Linked DNA regions of Homo sapiens: region 2 is linked to region 1. Evidence: read pairs that join two places in POLR2A ChIA-PET (ENCODE). Cell type or tissue: Panc1. All regions are shown on one strand. Region 1 has its middle 25 kb from the start of PICART1. Region 2 overlaps PPP1R9B (protein phosphatase 1 regulatory subunit 9B).

Evidence for each region. ChIA-PET counts read pairs that join two places held together with the same protein. Peaks named below come from ENCODE experiments on the same cell type or tissue, not always from the same donor. Only the 100,000 strongest peaks of a DNase experiment are listed, where the experiment ranks them.
Region 2: POLR2A ChIA-PET joins it to region 1 with 15 read pairs; 2 of 35 experiments call an interaction of 5 or more read pairs at or near these places.

What each region holds. Positions count from the first base shown.
Region 1 is chr17:50,028,970-50,032,969 of GRCh38, forward strand. No RefSeq gene overlaps it. Among named protein-coding and RNA genes, the nearest start is that of PICART1, 25 kb to the right of the region's middle. In Panc1, no CTCF peak of the experiment used is centred here; no DNase peak of the experiment used is centred here; H3K27ac peaks cover 1,524 bases.
Region 2 is chr17:50,138,203-50,142,202 of GRCh38, forward strand. It overlaps PPP1R9B (protein phosphatase 1 regulatory subunit 9B), which reads right to left. Exons shown (of 10, transcript NM_032595.5): 4 at 3,067-3,171; 5 at 1,891-2,026; 6 at 1,227-1,379; 7 at 1,061-1,114. Among named protein-coding and RNA genes, the nearest start is that of SAMD14, 10 kb to the left of the region's middle. In Panc1, a CTCF peak has its summit at 1,857 (motif pointing right); a DNase peak (open chromatin) is centred at 1,799.

The DNA.
Region 1 (4,000 bases):
AGGGTCCCAGTCCTGATATCTAAGCTCCTCCCAAGGGCCTTAGTGGGGATGGAGCAAACCCCAATGGTCCAGGTCTCCATGCTGCCCTGGGGAGATTTCTCCCCAAATCCTCCTTCCAAATGGCGCAGGACTAGATTTGAGGGTCAGCTGCTCACCTGCCTCCCACCCCACCTGGACCCCGCTCCTCTCTTGTTGGAGGAGGGGCTGCCCACCTATCTTCTTTACGCACATCTGTGGGCATAGAGTCCAGTACCTGCACAAAGTTGTCCCGTTCCTGAAATACCTACATGCCCCTCCCTCTGCCCTCTGGTCACCTCCCAGCTCCTGACCACAGTGTGGTGGCCGAAGTGGAGCTGGGCTCCAGGAACCTCGAGTTCCAGTCCTGGCTCTGCCACTCACTTGCTGTGGGACCTAAGCTAGTCACCACCCTGCTCTGAGCCTCAGCGCCCGGGGGAATGACAGGAATGGACCGGTAGCCTCATGCTCCAGAGCCAAAGGGGATACCCAGCAGCCCCAGACCAGACAGATGTTCTGACCAGGTTCTGATGGAGGACATAGAGGGAGTCACCAGAGAGGTGTTCCCCTTTGGAGACAACTCTGTTTTGTTTATTTCTTTTCTTTTATTTTTATTTATTTATTTATTTATTTATTTTTGAGACAGAGTCTTACTTACTCTGTCGCCCAGGCTGGAGTGTAGTGGCACAATCTTGGCTCACTGCAACCTCTGCCCCCCAGGTTCAAACGATTCTCCTGCCTCAGCCTCCCGAGTAGCTGGGATTACAGGCACCTGCCACCACGCCCAGCTAATTTTTTGCATTTTTAGTAGAGACGGGGTTTCACTATGTTGGCCAGGCTGGTCTAGAACTCCTGACCTTGTGATCCGCCCGCCTTGGCCTCCCAAAGTGCTGGGATTACAGGCATGAGCCACCGCCCCTGGCCTGTTTATTTCTATTTTTATTTTTAAGAGATGGAGTCTTGCTCTGTTACCCAGGCTGGAATGCAGTGGTGCCATCATAGCTGACTGCAGCCCTGAGCTACTGGGCTCAAGTGATCCTCCCACCTTGGCCTCCCAAAGTGCTTGGATTATAGGCAGGGTCCAGCTTCTGCTTTGCTTTTTTTTTTTTTTTTTTTTGAGATGGAGTCTCGCTCTGTTGCCCAGTTGGAGTGCAGTGATGCGATCTCAGCTCACTGCAACCTCCGCCTCCTGGGCTCAAGCGATTCTAGTGCCTCTCAGCCTCTGGAGTAGCTGGGACTACAAGTACACGATGCCCAGCTAATTTTTGTATTTTTAGTAGAGACGGGGATTCGCCATGTTGGCCAGGCTGGTCTCTAACTCTTGGCCTCAAGTGATTTGCCGTTCTCAGCCTCACAAAGTGCTGGGATTACAGGCGTGAGCCACCACGCCCGGCACTGTTTTGCTTTTTAATTGAGCAAGGGGCAGGCCACTCCCAGGGGTTCCCCAACCTCAAACCACTGCTCCCTATCCCAGCCCCTCAGACCCTTCCCTTATCAGCAAGGTATGTCTGAAAAAGTAGTACTATGAAGATTATCTGAAATACACACACACACACTCCATTAGGTTGAGTGGTGAAATATTCAAAGCTTTCTACTACGATCAGGAGGCAGCTGAGGAGCCCACTGTTACCACTCCATCCAGCACTACCCTACAAGGGAGGCCTCAGGCAAGGGAATAAGGCACAAGAAACATTGTGAGAATTGTAAAGGGAGAAAGAAAACTGCCAGTATTTAGATGACATAGTGGCCCATAGACAAAATCCCCCAAAATATACAGACAAGCTGTTAGAATAAATAAGTAAATTGAGTAAGCTCACTGGATACAAAATCAGTATAAAAAATCAAATGTTGCTGGGGTAGGCAAAGATTTCTTTTTTTTTTTTTCCTTTAAATAGAGATGCGGTCTCACTATGTTGCCTAGTCTGGCCTTGGACTCCTGGGCTCAAGCAATCCTCCTGCCTCAGCCTCCTGAATAACAAGATTTCCTAAATAGGACACAGAAAGTACTAACCATAAAGGAAAAAACTTGATAAATTTTTCTCCATTGAAATTAGAATTACTAAGCCGGATGTGGTAACCCATGTCTGTGGTCCCAGCTAGTAGAGAGGCTGAGGCAGGAGGATTCCTTGAGCCTAAGAGTTTGAGTCCAGCCTGGGCAACATAGTGAGACCCTGTCTCTAAAAGTGAAAAAAAAAAAAAAAAAGGAACGAATCAAATGTTTTTCTACCAATGTACAATTAGGGAAAGGAATTAAAAGGACAACATCATTTATACATCATAAAAATATCAAATACCTAAAAATAAATCTAACCCAAACAGTGAAAGCTCCCTCACTACACAGAAAACTTCAAAACATCTTTGATAAATACTTAAAAATATCTAGGCCAGGCATGGTGGCTCATGCCTATAATCCTAACCCTTTGGGAGGTGGAGGCGGGCAGATCACTTGAGCCCAGGAGTTTGTGACCAGCCTGTGCAACATAGTGAAACCCCATCTCCACAAAAAATAGAAAAATTAGTCTGGTGTGGTGGCGTGTGCCTGTAAGAGGCTGAGGTGGGAGAATCACTTCAGCGCAGGAGGTCGACACTGCAGTGAGCCATGACTGTGCCACTACAGTCCAGCCTGGGTGACAGAGTAAGATCTTGCCTCAAAAAATAAAAAAATTTAAAGATAATCTAAATTAGTGTTCATGGATTGGAAAGCTCCACCTTGTAAATCCTCCCCAAATCAATCTATAGATTCAATGCAATTCCAATCAAAATCCTGGCAGGAATGTGTGTGTGTGTGTGTGTGTGTGCAGAAATCGATAAGTTGATTCTAAAATTTGTATGGAAATGGAAAGGATCAAGAATAGCCAAGACTTTCTTCAAGTAGAGCACAGCTGTAAGACTTCCAGTACTAGATATTAAGACAACATGGTATTAGTGCAAGGACAGAATAGAGAGCCTGTGGGACAGAATAGAGAGCCTTGAAGTGAATCCACCCAGATGTGATTATTTGATTTCTAACAAAGATGATACTGCTCAGCTATACTGGGGAAAGGATAGTCTTTCCAATAAATGGTGCTGGGCAATTGGATATTCATGTGGAAAAAAGGTATCTTGATCCCTATGTCACATCATACACAAACATAAAATTCTACATGGAATATATATCTAAATATAAAAGGTAAAACCACTAGAAAAAAACAGAATATATTCATGACCTTGGGTAGGCAAAATTTTGTTGTTGTTTGTTTGTTTGTTTGTTTGTTGAGATAGGGTCTTGCTCTGTCACCCAGGCTGGAGTGCATTAGTGCAATCCTAGCTCGCTGCAGCATCAACCTCCCAGGCTCAAGCAATCTTTCCACCTCTACCTCAGCCTCCTGAGTAGCTGGGACTATAGGCAGATGCCACCATGCCAGGCTAATTTTTGTATTTTTTTTTTGTAGAGACTGGATTTCACCACATTGCTCAGGCTGGTCTCGAACTCCTGGGCTCAAGCGATCCTCCTGCCTCAGCCTTCTGGGTAGCTAAATTTCCTAAACAGGACACAAAAAGTTCTAGCCATAAAGAAAAAAAACTTGATAAATTATTCTCCATGAAATTTAGAACTTCTAAGCCGGGCACTGTGGTGTGTGCCTATAGTCCCAGCTACTTGGGAGATTGAGTCAGAAGGATTACCCGAGGCCACGAGTTCAAGGCTGCAGTGAGCTATGATTGTGCCGCAGCACTCCAGCCTGGGTGAGAGAGCAAGACCCTATCTTTATAATCAAAATAAAATAAAATTAGAACTTCTGTTGATCAAAAGTCACCATTAAGAAAGTGAAAAGGGGCCGGGCATGGTGGCTCACGCCTGTAATCCCAGCACTTTGGGAGCAAGGCAGGTGGATCACCTGAGGTCAGGAGTTCGAGACCAGCCTGACCAACATGGTGAAACCCCATCTCTACTAAAAATACAAAATTAGCTGGGCGTGGTGGTGCATGCCTGTAATCCCAGCTAGTT
Region 2 (4,000 bases), 110 kb after region 1:
GTCTCCATCTGGGGTCGGCATCAGCACCTCTGTGTTACTTGCCCAGATGAGAATATGCATGCCCTGTGACACTCTTCCTAGACCAGGTGGTCTGATCGATGGCCATGCCTGTGTGTTTCAGAGCAGATGGGTGCAGAGTGGGTCTGCATATCCAGGCTGATAGCCTCGAGTGTAATGTGAAGCACAGGTCCATTGTCTCTGTGACTGTGTCTGTGTAGAGTGGGTGTCTCTATGTGTCTGGGTGAGGGGGTCTGTGGGTACTATGTGCCTGGGGCCAGGCTGCTGTGTCAGTGTGTGTACTTCTGGGTGGTCTGTACTTATCAATGGGCCTATATATAGCAGACATATGTGGGACAGCACAAACATAGAGACACCTAGAGCAGAACTTAGCATGCTTCGGTATCACAGCTAATATACTGACTTTTTTTTCTTTTGACACATGGTCTCATTCTGTTACTCAGGCTGGAGTGGAGTGCAGTGGCACAATCACGGCTCACTGCAGCCTCGACCTACCCTGGCCCAAATGATCGTCCCACCTCAGCCACCCAAGTAGCTGGGATCACTGGTGTGCGCTACCACACCTGGCTAATTTTTGTATTGTTTGTAGAGATAGGTTTTCGCCATGTTGCCCAGGCTGGTCTCTAACTCCTGGCTGAAGCAGTCTGCCTTGGCCTCCCAAAGTGCTGAGATTACAGGCATGAGCCACTGCGCTCAGCCTACTTTGACTTTTTATTGAGCTCCTATTATGTCACACATTGTGCTAAAGACTTGACGTGTGTTATCTCATTTAATCCCACAACGATCCTGTGGTGTTGGTGCTATTACGACCTCATTTTATAGATGAGGAGGCTGAGGCACAGAGAAGCAAGTGATGCTGGAGCAGATGGATCCAGAGCTTAAGCTCTTAATATCGTATCTATCATATCATCTTGCTTTAGAGCAGCTTGTTCTGTGGGTACCTGTGCCTAAGTGTCAGCATGTGCAGGTGTGAGGGTAGGGGGACCCTGCTCCTCAACACACACATGCACGCACGCAAAAGCACACACATACGCACCCTTACCTTTCTTTTCAGCTGCTGGATCTCTGCCTCAGTGACCGCATGCTTGATCTGGAGCTGTTGGGCAGAGGGGCAGGCACTCAGCTCCAGCAGGGTGGGGCAGGCAGTGCCAAGGGCAGGAGACCTGCCTGCCTTTCCCTCCACCACTCCAGGGAGCCCCTCCTCCCACCTCCTTGAACTTGTGCACCAGCTTCTCGGGCTCCATGTCCACAGGGGACAGTGCATCCTCGTTCTCCGCTAGCTCAAACACCTCGATGGCCATCTCACCACCCGGGAACGTGGGGCTCAGCTCCTCATCCTCGTCAGTGGCATACTCTCCCGTCTGCGAAGGGAGACCGGAGACTGTGGGCCCACCCCACCCAGCTGCCCTCAGCCCTGATGACCAGGGCTGGGACCAGTTGCCCATGCCAGACAGAGAGCTACCCAGGAATGTGGTTCATGCCTCCCACTTCAGCCTGAGGCTGGACCAGAGACACGGTTTATGTCTTCCCCCAACAGCCTGGTAGTCCCCTGATGACAGAGGGGGTCAGTTCCTCATCAGCCTGGGTCTCTGAAGAAACAGCCTGTACTATCTTTCCCCTTCTGGATCTATCTCCCTTTCAGATTAGGTCCCCCAAGATTAGGGGCTATGCTCTCCCCGCAGACTGGGGGCTCTTTGAGAGGACTGTGTATTCCTTGTCCGGCCTCTGAAGACAAAGAGTGTGACTGGAGGACAGGGAATGGCACTGTGGGCTTTTTACTAGGGCAGGGGAAGCAGTAGAGGCAGATGACTGTAATGCTTCATCTAGCCACCAGGGGGCGACCACGCGGCCAGCCAGGCAGGGACTCCCTACCTCCTCGTCATCCTCCCCATACTGGGCGTATCTCTGCTCCATCATCTCCCGCTGCCATCGCTCCTGTTCCAAAGTCTGCTGAATTAGCTGGGCCACTTCGCTCTGCTCTCCCGGCCGCTCCCGGCCAATCATAAACCTGCAGGGGCACCGGCATCATCCGCTGCCTCTGTCCTCAGCCAGGTAATGCATCATCCTCCCTGCTGATGCTCCCCTCTCCAAACTCAGGCCCTCCCAGGGGAGGAGAGATGAGAGGGCTGAGTCCGAAGGCTGCAGTGTTAATAATGAATGGGGGAATGAGGGCCCTTATCAGGTTTCCTTCCCAAGGGAGGCAGGAAGGCCCATTCACCCCTCTGGCCAGTATTGCGGGAGGGAGAATGTCAGCCCACCTCTAGGCTGTGCTGCAGGGGACATGCACTGAGGAGGCTCTTCCCCTGCCACAGGGGAGAAAATGAGGCAGGGAAAGGTGAAGATGACCCTCCCAGCAGGGATGGGCTGCGGAGGTGTTTCTTGGGTATGCTCCAAGCCCCTGAGCTTCAGGAAGGGGCGGGATGATGGCAACTGGAGATTAGGATGGAGAGGAAATAGTGGAACTTCCAGGCACCAGCCCCTCCTCCCGGTGGCCACCCACATCCTGTTTCTCTCCACCACCCTTTCCTGGGGGTAGTACCCCTCTTGCAGGGGGGCAGGGAGTGATCCCTGAATGTTAAGCCAAAGGTAGAGTGGACACAGGGAGCTTCTGATCCAGTCCCCTTGGTTACAGGCCTGGGGCGGAGTCTTCCCAGGATGACATAGGGCTGGTCGGGGTGGGGGGCATGAGGTCCCAATGAGGGGACCCCAATATGGTTAGCATTCACCCTGGACGTCCTGGTTCTTCAGTCAGTGAGTCAGGGACAGGTAGGGGGAAGGAGAAGAAGCCCTAGAGGACAGTTTGGAGGGCTGGTGGACAGTGGGCCAGGAAGGCTGAGTACTGGTGGCCAGCTGTTGCCAGGGAGCTGGGATGAGAAGGCAGGTGTGAGGCGAGGGACTCCAGGCACAGCAACTCCTGCAGCCAAGGAGTCAGCAGAACCTCTGTGAGCTGGGCCACCAGAACCTTAACTGGCTGTTAAGGCAGGTGAACGGAGTGCCTGGACGAGGACCTCCTGCCCGCTCCCACGCCCCACCCCTCTGGGCTCTCACCGCACTCGGCCCTTGGTGTTCCGGAGCACAGACGCCGCGAAGCTCTGGGTCACTCCCACCAGACTTGTTCCATCCACCTCCACCAGGAGATCATTCACCTGGATCCTAGCGGAGTGACATTGGTTAAGGGGTCACAGGGGAACCGAGGAGCGAGGGTAGAGGTAGCCTCCTCCCATCAGAAACTCCAGGCTCCCCAGCCTGAGTACATAGTGAGAACTCATCTCTACAAACAATAAAAAGAAAAATTAGCTGGGCATGGTGGCACGTGCCTGTAGTCCCAGTTACTTGGGAGGATGAAGTGGGAGGATCACTTGAGCCAGGGAGGTCAAGGCTGCAGTGAGCTGTGTTTGCGCCACTGCACTCCAGCCTGGGCAACAGAGTAAGACCCTGCCTCAAAAAAAAAAAAAAACAAAAAAAAACAAGAAAAGAAAACAACAACAAAAAACCTCACAGATACTTTGTCCTCACAGGGACCTGGTACTTTGTCTACCTGCGTAACATTCACAAGGCCAGAGGATTAAGTGTCAGCCAGGCCCACCTGTGTGGGCAGTGAGAGCCAGGCAAGCAAAGCAGACACAGGCGTCCAGGACCAGGAGACGCGGCAGGCACACTTCCTGTGACAATCACACTCTTGTCCCCTCCTTCATCATACTTGACTGAGCGGTGTGACATTCTCAGAGTTCATCTCTGCCATGCACACTGGCCAGGAGCCCCACAGCACACAAGTGACATGCCACCCTCTTACGTGTACATTTCTGCACAGAACTGAGTGCACAGATGTCCTCCCAAGTCCCCAAGACCGAATGGCACTCTCTCGAGTTCACACACTGTCCCACACACACCTGATACAGGTGCACCTGCCGACACACTCCAGTTGTGTCCCCTGAAGCCCGTGTTCTCCATACAAGGGGAGGTTCAGTCTGGCCTGCTGAGG